Regions from separate parts of the Homo sapiens genome. Here all the other regions are linked to region 2. A link is an interaction called in ENCODE POLR2A ChIA-PET data of the cell type or tissue named here. Cell type or tissue: GM12878. All regions are shown on one strand.

What was found. ChIA-PET counts read pairs that join two places held together with the same protein. Peaks named below come from ENCODE experiments on the same cell type or tissue, not always from the same donor. Only the 100,000 strongest peaks of a DNase experiment are listed, where the experiment ranks them.
Region 1: POLR2A ChIA-PET joins it to region 2 with 18 read pairs; 2 of 35 experiments call an interaction of 5 or more read pairs at or near these places.
Region 3: POLR2A ChIA-PET joins it to region 2 with 81 read pairs; 3 of 35 experiments call an interaction of 5 or more read pairs at or near these places.

Annotation. Positions count from the first base shown.
Region 1 is chr7:28,538,181-28,542,180 of GRCh38, reverse strand. The region is part of intron 4 of CREB5 (cAMP responsive element binding protein 5); the gene reads right to left. Among named protein-coding and RNA genes, the nearest start is that of CREB5, 130 kb to the right of the region's middle. In GM12878, no CTCF peak of the experiment used is centred here; a DNase peak (open chromatin) is centred at 2,430; H3K27ac peaks cover 1,103 bases.
Region 2 is chr7:28,477,637-28,481,636 of GRCh38, reverse strand. The region is part of intron 1 of CREB5 (cAMP responsive element binding protein 5); the gene reads right to left. Among named protein-coding and RNA genes, the nearest start is that of CREB5, 67 kb to the right of the region's middle. In GM12878, no CTCF peak of the experiment used is centred here; DNase peaks (open chromatin) are centred at 16, 1,886 and 2,825; H3K27ac peaks cover 2,787 bases.
Region 3 is chr7:28,570,684-28,574,683 of GRCh38, reverse strand. The region is part of intron 5 of CREB5 (cAMP responsive element binding protein 5); the gene reads right to left. Among named protein-coding and RNA genes, the nearest start is that of CREB5, 160 kb to the right of the region's middle. RefSeq lists silencers at 575-624, 1,199-1,493. In GM12878, no CTCF peak of the experiment used is centred here; no DNase peak of the experiment used is centred here; H3K4me3 peaks cover 932 bases; H3K27ac peaks cover 2,374 bases.

The DNA.
Region 1 (4,000 bases), 61 kb before region 2:
AATGAAACTTACTCTTCGGTAGTTGTGAAGATTAAACAAAATAATATCAGTTAATGCTTAGTACAGAGTCCAGGTACAAAGTAAGCCCTTGTCAAACGTTGGCTACTGTGATGACATCAGCTGCATTTTTATTTTCTTTGCTTAGTGGCAAACAAGCATATTTGATAACATAAGCCAAAACTATAAATAGCTTTAAGTCACACACTAAGGAATTTAAGAATCATGGATCCACAATAAGATTCTCCATAGAAACAAGAGAGAATGGTCAGGATAGCCCTAACCTTTGAATTGAGCATAAAGAACAACAACAATGACCTTTTCAACCACAGTAGAAGCCATTGAGACAAAGTTGTTAACTGGTTAAGTAAAAAGTTGAATAAAGGGGAAACACCATAAACATGACAGGTGTATATTTTCAACATCTTTTTAACTTGAAATGTGTAAAAGCACCTGACTGCCAATCTTTTGATACAGGACTAAGGTTTTGTTTTTTGTTGTTGTTGTTTGTTTGTTTGTTTTTTGTGATGGGGTTTTACTCTGTTGCTGGAGTGCATGGTGTGATCTTGGCTCACTGCAACCTCTGCCTCCCGGGTTCAAGTGATTCTCCTCCCTCAGCCTCCCAAGTAGCTGGGATTACAGGTATCGGCCACCACGCCCAGCTAATTTTTGTATTTTTAGTAGAGACAAGGTTTGCCATGTTGGCCAGGCTGGTCTGGAACTCCTAACCTCAAGTGATCCACCTGTCTCGGTCTCCCAAAGTGCTGGGATTACAGGTGTGAGCCACCGCACCTGGCCAGGATAAAGGTTTTTTCTCTGAGTGGGGTCTGCTGACTGGGTTCTGCGCATTCTTTCTTCCATAAGCCACACTCCTAATATATGGTCGATGACTTCTAGTTTTAGATTTTTAACAGTAGAGCAAGAACGTAAAGACCAGTGAGAGTGCAGAACCTGTGTGTATTTCCCTAAATACTTTCACAAGCTTTTATACTTCTCATCCGTACTTAATTTAATAGCATTTCTAAGAGTTTCTCCTGTATCATGTTTTTGCAAGCAATCAAATTAGGTCTTTCTTTTCATGCTCATATTTTATTCATTTACGCATTATTTAATTAAGTTATTGAGTTACAGCAATAGACACAACTAGTATTGACAGTTTGGAAATACGTCTGATGTTGGTAAGCACAGGACAGGACTGGTGGTTGCAAGCATTCAAGGTGGCGTGGGTATCAGTGGGTATGTTTTCAAGAGAGAATGAAGAGCATCAATTAATTCAGCAGGTGGACTCCATGTGGGTCCATGAAAAGAAGCTCTCCCACATGCTCATGGGTATCATGGCAGAAGGAGGTAACAGGGATGAAAGCGCCCTAGGTGTCTTTTACTGCAAGAGCTCCTTTCTGACCTTCTTACAATCACACCTTACTTTCCTGATCTCAACTCTTCTTTTCCATCAACACCTAATCCAACCCTAAAAGCTATCTAAGACCAGGGAGGAAAACAAATATGCCAGAACAGAAAAAGAGCAATTTTTAATATAATCACAGAATTTTGTGACATGAGAGTAATGGTGTTACTTCTAAAGGCTTACAATAATTACCTAATGGAATGGTATAGAAGAATTCATTTGGATGTGTGGTGAGAAGATGTGGGCAGAGGCAGCCCAGGGGAAATCATGAAGCCTCCTCCCGTATCCCTTGTGCAGCCTCAGACTACTGTGCTCTTTTACCCAGCACTTCCAAATATAGATGCCTATTAGAGCTATCATCTCCTCCTTCCACCCTGCCCTCCTCAATCTAACTCAAAACTTGTTCTTAGGAGCCAATCTAATAAACTCATTCACCCACACTATTAACAATTAATGGGACTTAATATTATTTTTCCCAAGGGATTGTATATTAGAACCAATAAACAAAGTATCAAGATGACATGTTAAAAGAATAAATTTCAAATTGTGGATTTACAGGGCACCCAAGGAGATTTAGGATACTCAGAAAAATTATACTAGGCCCTTTGAAATCACATTGAGCAAAAGACCAGGTGGTCGATATTATAAAATAAGCTGAGAAACTGGTATGGTTTTGGAAATGCCCTTTATAAAATATGCTAAAGTCTTCAACGTTCCTTAAAAATATAAACTAGTCTCTCAAGACTCTAGGCTTGATGTCAAATTTCCCTGAAAGACCCCACATTACACGTGTACCATGCATCCTTGGAAACAGCCATAACAATTTATGCCCAATGAATGAGAAAGAATGTTGATTTCACTTGCTTTACAACTTAGGCGATGGTGGGCTGGTTACCAAAAATGTCTGTGCTTATTTTCAAAACTGATACCATGATGGTTCATCAACCACCATTTGTTGAGTTCCCACAAGGTGACGAAGGCAGGTTTTGTCTTTGGAGGATGTTAAGGGCTGGGAACCTTGACATATGTTCAGCCCTCAGGGACTGTGCCTTTACTCAGACTGAAACTTAGTGACTGAGGTTAGGCTAACCTACTGATTAGGGAGCAGACCTTCCCATGGCCTGAAGGCTGTAGGAGTCCAAAGGCAACACCTGAAAATGATGTCAACCACAAAAACACTTAATTGCAAAACTATTACTTCTTTTATTTGTATAGAATAAAATATGAGCAAGGAATATAGATGTGAACCAGATAACAGGCTGTTGCTAATATCTTGAGAAACAGGCTTTCATTCAAGTCTTTTACCGATTTTGTGCCTAAATTCCCTTATTTGTAAAACACAGAAAATAATACTTACAGTGTCTTGGAAATTCTGTGATACTTAAGTGATATTTAAGACATAGGCCTTAAAGTTTAGCAGCAAGTAAGAGCAGACAGCCAAGGTGGGCTGGTGACAGGCAGTGGATGTTTATATTTGATCCAGCAGGATAATCAGTCATAATTTTAATCAACTAAGTAATAACAGCTAACAGTTCCTGAGTATTTACTATGTGCCAGGTACCATTCTGAAAACCTTTAAAGAATTACCAAATTGAATGGTCACAGGACCTCTTTGAGGAAGACACTGTTATTATCTCCAGTGTACACAAAAGAAAACTGAGACATGTAGAGATTAAGCAACTTTCCAGTGATGTATGCAATAACTTTCCAGTAGATGTATAGAAAGATGTCGAACTATTAAAGTAAAATACCATAGCAGGTTATTAGTTTCAAGCCATAATGTATGTCTCAGCAAACAGCAGAGAATTAAAATCATACTAAATACATTCTCCTGATCACAATGGAATTAAGCTAGAATCAATAATAGAAAGATATCTAGAAAATACCTAAATGTTTGGACTTGAAACAAGATGCTTCTATATAACTCATTGGTTAAAGATGAAATCACAGTGAAAACAGACACTATTTTAACTGAATGATAATAAAAACATAATATATCAAATTTGTGGGATACAGCTAAAGTTGTGCTTAGAAGGAAATGCACAGCTTTAAATGCACATATTAGAAAGGAAAAGTGGCTGAAAATCAATGATCGAAGTATCCATCTTAAGAAGTTACAAAAAGAAGGGCAAATTACACCCAGAGAAAGTAGAAATTATAAAAAATAAAAGTAGAAATCAATGAATTAAGACACAAATATACAATAAAGAAAACTGACAAAGCCAAAGCTTGATTCTTTAAAAACACTAATAAAATTGATCAACCCCTAGCAACGTCGTGAAAGAAAAAAAGAGAAGAGTCATATATTATATCAGGAATAAAATAGGGGACATAGCTACATATGCCACCAAAAGATAAAGACTTTAAGCGAATAAAGGTTTCATCACAAGACAGAGTCCATGTGTCTAGTTGAAATGGAGTAAGAGGCCAGGCACGGTGGCTCACGTCTGTAATCCCAGCACTTTGGGAGGCCGAAGCGGGCAGATCACTTGAGGTCAGGAGTTCGAGACCAGCCTGGCCAACATGGCGAAACTCTGTCTCTACTAAAAACATAAAAATTAGCTGGGCGTGGTGGGGAGTGTCTGTAATCCCAGCCAC
Region 2 (4,000 bases):
GGCTATTATTATTTGCAGCTGTGTGACCTTTTTAACCCTGCTTTAAAAGTGACATTTCAGCCCTCAAGCTTGAAACGCCTGAATGCTACAAGGTTTTCAAACCAGAGATTTACACAGGGAACAAGACCAAGAGTGGGGCTGTACCTTATAAGTGAACATTTCACCAGAACTTGGCGTGAAGAGGGTGTGTTCCTGGGCAGTTTAGAGCCAGTAGTCTCCCCCAGAAGGCCTGAACTTGACACATAACACTGCGGTTAAATATTACTATTCTGTTCAAACCAGAAGAATATCCCTGTTCTTCAAAGATATTTGCCATCCCCTGGTATCCCAAAAGCTCAGAATCCTACAACCTGAATCACAGCCCCCTTTGGGATTGCGTCACACTTTATATTATGCTTAGAGGCTGTCAGAAGTTCCCTTCCAATGAGGCCCACTGCTCCCAGGAGGAAGGATTTCCAAACAGCTTTTGTCTCTGGAAACTAACCCGGGTCTTACTTCCCAGAGGGGGCCGTAACAGGAGAGAGTGCTGGGGGCTCACGTCCTCTCACGTACTTCTGCAGAGGTTTGTGGTTTTATTTATGTGGCGTTTATGCTGTGTATAGGAAAACATTCCAGTGGGATTGGGTTTTCATATGTTAGATTCCTCTTTCTTTCTTTTTTTTAAATTTTCCATATGTTTCTTTAGATAGGAGGTCTTTGTTCAAAGTTACTGGCTAATTCTGATTTTTGTTTCACATAATCCTGTCTTATAGCTTTCCTCTCTATGGGTTCAATAGTTCAGAACATACTTGGTAATAAGCACTTGTGTGAAGCATGAGAGGTGCAATGTTGAGTAAGTCGCTGAATGCGTATGAACCGCATTTAGGTCCTTGTCCCCTTGTTACCATGCAGTACAATATACTTTCTTGCAGAAGACATCACATCTCTAAAACAAAAGTTTATTTGACATGTGTGTGGTTAACAAAATACAAGTGTAGAGATTCTTAGGTTTTGAAGGAAATATTGAATGTAACCAAATAATTTAGCTTGTTTCTAATGGGACTAAACATATAACCTCAGAAAACATGCTGACTGGTGGCAAACTCTCTTCCTTTTTACCTGCTCTCACTGTGCACAAAAAGGAAAGAAAACAAAAAAGAAAAATTAGAACAAAACATAGCCAAGGTTTAGGTCGACCCTGTCATCTCTATTTTTCCAGAAAAGAAAGTATTTCATTGTCATTTAAAATAACTGCCCCCATGAACTCCTGAGAGAAAAGACTATGATAGCAACGAAATTCAGTGCAAAACTGGATCTATTCTTCATACTGGTGGAAAGCAGCTTGCCTTTTGGAAAATCTAAGAAAAAGGTCAGCAGTATAGTTTTCTCTTCTCCCTTTGTGCCCTACTACAGTAAAATTTGCCTCTTTAGAATTGGAACACGTTCCCAAATGGTACTACTCTGCCTCTAGATAGATACTTTTTAATGCAGTTTGAGTGCATTTGATTTTTAAACAATTTTCATGTAAAATAAATATCTTTAAATATTCTTAAGAGTCACAACTTTTTAGTCTAGTCTTAGTTTTCTTTTCACACATGCAGATGATTTTTATTGGATAATGTGGGGGGGGGGAGGTTTTGGATTTTTATTCTAGATAAGTATCTATATCTTCAGCAACAATATACATTTGGTCCACCCAATGTACGGGCTGAAGTCATACTCAAAACATCTGAAAATGTGTCTTTTTCTGCATGAATGTGAGCTACCACATGTGAGACTGCATCAAGCCCAGTGATGCCCAAGCCAGACCACTCTGCTTTCGGCGAAACCAGGAAGAGACTATTTCATCTTACTATTAACTCCTATGATTACCACTACTGACTTCCTCTTGAAAGACATTTGAGAATGATGGTATCATACTGGGTGCTTTTTTCCCACGACCCCAGCAGAAAGCTGGGGCATTCCCAGGTTGTATTCTAAAGTAGCCAGCAGTTGTGTTCTGAGCCTGAGACAGCTCACGATGTCCGTTGAACACAGGGTAAAAATATACCGAAGCCTTGATTCAGATTCCTCACACATTCTGCTTCAAATGTCAAGTGTGTGAACATTTGACAGTACTAGGAGGTCACTTAAAGGCCATGTTAAGGCAAAAATCTCATGCCATCTGAAGATTCTCTCATCATTCGAACAAGGTTCTCTTTCTAAATGTTAGCAAAAGGCACATTTCATCTGCCTGCCTAGAAAAGGCATCATTTCCTTGGGTGGCCCAGTAAGGGGATTTGGAAATACGTGAAACCAATTATTGTCTGCTATTATTAGAAGGGGGTCACCCTGGCATTTAGTGGGAAGGGGCCTGGGATATGGGATATTCTGCAATGCACAGAATGACTGGTTCTGTGCAACACTGGAGTCTCCTGATCTGATAGCCAATAGTGTGGCTTCTGCAAGAATAATTAGAGTATAAGTACCCACAACTGCCTCGCCCATGCCACCCAGTTTAGGGTAAAAGGCAGATTAAGAATAACACAACAGGATGAGTGAGACAATGAAAACAAAGACCACATACAGAAGAGGAGATGAAAGGAAGGGACTAAGTGCGTCCCCACCTCTTTATACTTTCCCAAGAGCTCTGAAAAACTCGGGCAAAGTTAAGCTTATGACAAGGCCAGATTCAATGCCAATTAAAACTTTATGAATATTCAAAAAAGTATGTGAAATTATCATTCCCTGTCAGTGTGAGGGAGGGCTGGGGTCTGTTGCCAACATTTAAGCTAAGCATAAGCATACCCTTGCAGGTTCAGTCCATAGAGGAGAGAGATGACTAAGCTGGTATCAATTAGGGTGGCTTTTTCTGGGTAAATTATCTGGTTTGGCCACCTACAGCTCCCACTGTCCAGATAACTTAACCTTTATCTACAGCAGTGTTGACTCAACAGTAGCAAAAGAAAGAGTTGCCCCAACATACAAATATATCTCCTACTCCAATGCCTTACCACTTGTGATAATTGCCTTGTTGATTTTCTATTATTACTGAGAGGACAGCTCCATCATAGAGAATGTGTTTTCCTTTCTTTTTTTATACTTAAATAGAAAACATCACAAGCTTCTAAATTCTGCTTTAACGTTGCTGGCACCATTAGCCCTCCGCTCACAGAATACTTATTAGGGAAACTTTTGCCTCTTAACCAGCTTCTCAGTAAGAAAGCTTAATCAGTCCAAAGGAGCAAAAATACACACACATATACATATTTTTTTCTTTTGGCCTGTTTTCTTATTGAGAAGTTTATATATAATATATATAAATATGTATATATATTCACACACTTTACAGGGATCCTTTCATCCTGATAAACAAGCTCAAGACTCAAAACTCATGCCTAGCTCGTATTGTACCATGAGGAGGATACTGATCTCATAAGGAAGCAACTACAAAACTCTTGGCCCACCTTTCTGCACAAGGTTCACCAGAATGAAGGATCATTAAATATGTTTAAAGTGCAGAAATAAGCCGTGTGGGGTTTTGCGGGGTTTGTTTGTTTGTCTGTTTGTTTTGAGACATGGTCTCTCTCTGTCACTCAGGCTGGAGTGATCACAGCTCACTGTGGCCTCAAACTCCAGGGCTCAAGGGACCCTCCCACCTCAGCCTCTCAAATAGTTGGGACACCACAGGTGTGCACCACCACACCCAGCTAATTTTTTACTTTTTGTAGAGATAGGGTCTCCCTGTGTTGCCCAGGCTGGTCTCAAACTCCCGGGCTCAAGCAATCCTGCTGCCTCATCTTCCCAAAGTGCTGGGATTATAGGTGTGAGCCACCATGCCCAGCTAATAAGCTGTGTTTTGGGGGATTCCTAGATTATTTCCATGGACTAGAAAAGTCCTTCATATCTTTCTCAACTTCCTACTAAACAAAGAATCACTCACTAAAGCCTGCAAATCCACTAAAACACTCTGGAAAAAGCACATGGAAGGAAAAGGCCTTTTCCTTGAACCCCACCACCCACGAGAGGTTAACACTGTGCC
Region 3 (4,000 bases), 93 kb before region 2:
AGGTAAGAAAAAAATATGTAGAATATTTTGGAAGCGTCTCCCATAACCCGTCAGAGCTCTGTACTGATATCCATTCTTGTAGAACTCCAAATTCCATATTATCTTCATTGCTCTCCTGAAGAATTACTGAGTGTAAATTATATACTATCACTTATCCATAAAGAAGAATCAACTTAGTTAAGAAAGCTGGGATCTATTAAGATTATAGCCATCTACTCAACGGATTATTGACTCCTACAAAAATGTCTTAGATGATAAGAAACAAAGAGACAGAGAGAGTGTGTTAACTTCCAGTAGTGCTACCTACCCTTCTGCCATTTTCCCAGGCTTTGCTGACTTGATCCTGAATTAATGAGCCTGTTACATGATAGCTAATAAAAATGACTGGAGGAGAGATACTGTTTGGATTCTGCCACATATTTGGTTCAAGGCTGGATCGATTTTATCTCTATTTAATACATGCTTGTTTTCTGTCTCACTTGTCTTCCCCACAGCCCATGGCTCACTCTTTTTTTCCATCTGGGAAACTTATCTCTGAAAACGCTACCATCAATCAGCCAAAGACACTCTTCCCGGCAGAGCGTCTGCCAGTTTGACTAAGCACAAGTAGTCACTAGTTTGGGGATGCCTCCCACACTCTCCATAGCTGTGTGTTTTTCTAGTCTGCCCAACCACACAAGAGCAATTTGAGATATTTATATTTACCTCTGGTTTCTATTGAGGTAATGGCACTACTTTCACAGAATTGAGCGCAGGGCATGGTATGGATTGCTGTGGTATGGAATGGAAGTTGCACGTGTTGTTTGTCTACTTCCTTTTAACATTACTTCTTTGGATTTTTGCATTTGCACTCATTTTGGTCTGGTTTGGCTCAGTGCCTGTTCAAAAAGCATGAAAATCAAATGCTTATGAGGATGCCTACCCTTTGTCCCCAAAGTCCTCCCTGATAACTGGCACTACTCCCATTTTCAAGTCCTTTATGTTGATAGCTCTCTCAATACATTCAAGCCTCCAAGCTTAAATTTTGTACTGTGAAAAGAGGGAGACAGAGAAGAGCGAAAACTTGGGGTTGCCTGCAGCAGCCAAGCACTGATAGAAGGGAAGGGAAGAGGGGGGAGCAGGAGCCAGGTGGCCCCTTCTCCCACAAAGTCTCAGCCATGAACACACCCGCTGGCCGCAGCACAAGAGCACTATGCGTGGGCACAGGTGGGTCCCAGCCTTTCTGGCTGGATGCAGCTTAAGCACTGAGCCTGAATGAAGACTTTCATTGCTGTTTGCTGTTTTTCTTGGCCAGTAGCCATGGCAAACATTTGCAGGTGGCTTGGCCAGATTTTGACACTTAAATATTTGAGGTTGTGATAAAAATCAGAATATTACTACAATATGGTTCTGTGCAGCCTCAAAAAAAATAAAGTAAAAAAAAAGCTATCTGCAATTTCAAATGCTCATTTAAAGACACAGTCTCCAGAGGGAACTCGTGTTTTCAAATAAGTACTCATTTCCTCTTTCCTGAGAGAAATAAAAGAGTCAACCGTCCCCAAATGTTACCACCTAGAGTTTCATACTGAATCCACTGGTGAGATGGGTTGGGTTATTTCTTGCTGAGTCTCCAGGATCATCCGGGCAAGGTTTTGGATGGAGAAAAATGGAAACGACAAGATGTGTGGGTTTGAATCAACATGGCAAACACACCAGGGAGGAATCTGAATAAAAGAAATAGCCTCCCTCGGGCTTGGCAATGAGACAGAGTCCTAAAAGTGACAATTATCTCCTAGAACACACCAGGAGCGACACACAACACCCCAGGCTGGAGAATAAATGGGAAGATGGAGTGTGTCCAAAAGGCGTCCATACCACAGAAACACCCGCCTCCATCCAGGCATGGTGACACAGCCTACAAATGTCACCCAAATGTACAGTCCTGGGCCAGCTGGGTAAATTATCAACAGAGTCAGCACTCATCTTAAACTTTATTGCTAGCCCTCAAAAGACTGTTTCATAAAGACCAGCTTTGTGCTAACAATGGCTGAATACTAAGGGCCTCCAAAAGGGTAGTTGGTGGGGGGTGGCAGGGAGAGGGAGGCAGGAGAACTCCAGGGGGGAAGGAATGCTGTAAAACTGCTAGTAAACTCTAGCACATTTTATGTTTTTTCCCCTTGAAAGAAAAATAAAATAATTATAATTAGCTGGCATAACTGTGAATTGTCTGCTGAAAGCCAAGCCACTTGAGAGAAGTCCCTGGAGATTTAGATGCTGTCTTTAATGAATCTACTCCACCCTCTTAGCACTCTATGGGTTCTTGATTTAGATAGCAGCAACATTTGCTCTCATGGTCATTTGAGAAGAAAAGAAATCTTTAGCAGAGACACTTACCAACCTAGCATTGACTCCTTTCAACAAAGCCGAGCATTCGAAGGGCCAGGTTAATGTTCTGTTTCTTGAATAGAAAACCAAACGCACCCACAGCAAACTCACAAAATGGTCATTACCCATTACCCATTACTCTCATTTCTTAAGGTGGGTCTTAACGTATCACAGCCATTCCTGGTAAGTTGAAAATGTGAGACAAGGTGCCCCTTCTGGAATATCCTAGGGAGGAATAAGCCAGTGTTCCCTGCAGGTCTGGAATTCTTATAACACCGAAAAACAAGAGGGAAAAGACCTACTGACAAATTGTGGAGCAGTTTCTAAGTTTTTAATTATCACTTCCAATATTTGACTGAAAATTCAAACAGAATGTTGATGCACATACCAAACACAGCAAGCGCCCCTTCTCATTTTAAACAGAATTCTGGAAGCATAGAGCAGCCAGTTCTCAGCGACCAGCAACAGAACTGTATCACAGCTCTTTGGCTTAAAGTTATTACCTTTTCTTCCTAAGAACCCATGTGCTCTTAAATCTTTTATTTCATCTTTACTCTCATGAGGCTGGAAAGAGCAGACACCATCCTCATTCTGGGGATAAGGAAGCTGGGCCAGAGATTCTGCGTTTCTGAGAAGCTCCCTGGAAATGCCCACGCTGCGGATCCTCAGACCACACTTGGCACATTGCGAGGGGCTAGAGCTAACACAGGATACCCAGAAGGGAAAGCTCTTTCCATCACATGACATGGAGTATCTGGTGTTCAATGACAGGATCTTTCTACCAATTTTTCCTCAATGCCTCAGTATTGACCATTTGCATAAATGAGAGAGAGGGGCCTGCTTTCTTTGCTTTGTCTACTCCAGAAATCAGCATGGACCAATGTAGAGGAAGGAGAGGGCTAATAAGGAGGCAGTAACAGGAAGGAGAGGGCTAGTAAGGAGGCAGTTACAAGAAGGAGAAGCAGGGAAGAATAAGCAGAGGGCGGGACGACTGTGGAAATATGGTGGTCCCCCTTATCCGTGGTTTTGCTTTCTACAGTTTCAGTTAATCGTGGTCCAAAAATATTAAAAGGAAAATTCCAGAAATAAACAATTCACAAGTTTTAAACTGCTCACCATTCTGAGTAGCATGATGAAACTTCATGCTGTCCCAAGCTATGCCCCCCAGGATGTGAATCATCCCTCCTGTCCACCGTGTCCACATTGTGGACACGCCCCACCCAGTAGTCACTTAATAGCTATCTCAGTTATCAGATGGAAAACACATATCACACACAGGGTTTGGTACTATCTGCACTTTCAGGTATCCATTGGGCAGCTTGGAATTTATCTCTCACGGACAGGGAGGGATTGCTGTACACAGAAGATGAGGTGATGAGTGTGGCAGCTCCCAGGAAGGGAAGGGCACACTCTGTTGGAGACAAGGCTGAGCTGGTAGAACTTCCCTCCACCATGTTTGTTCTGCGCACTATACTCTGGTCTCCATAACAACCATGGGTTTTCCCACAGTCATCTTAAAGTTCATAAATCTTGTCTGAAGAAATGATGACACAGAATGACTTGCTCCCCACCCTACCCCTACCACCCAAAGTCCAAGATCAAAACAGCTTCTACCAAGCAGAGACTCCTCCCTTCT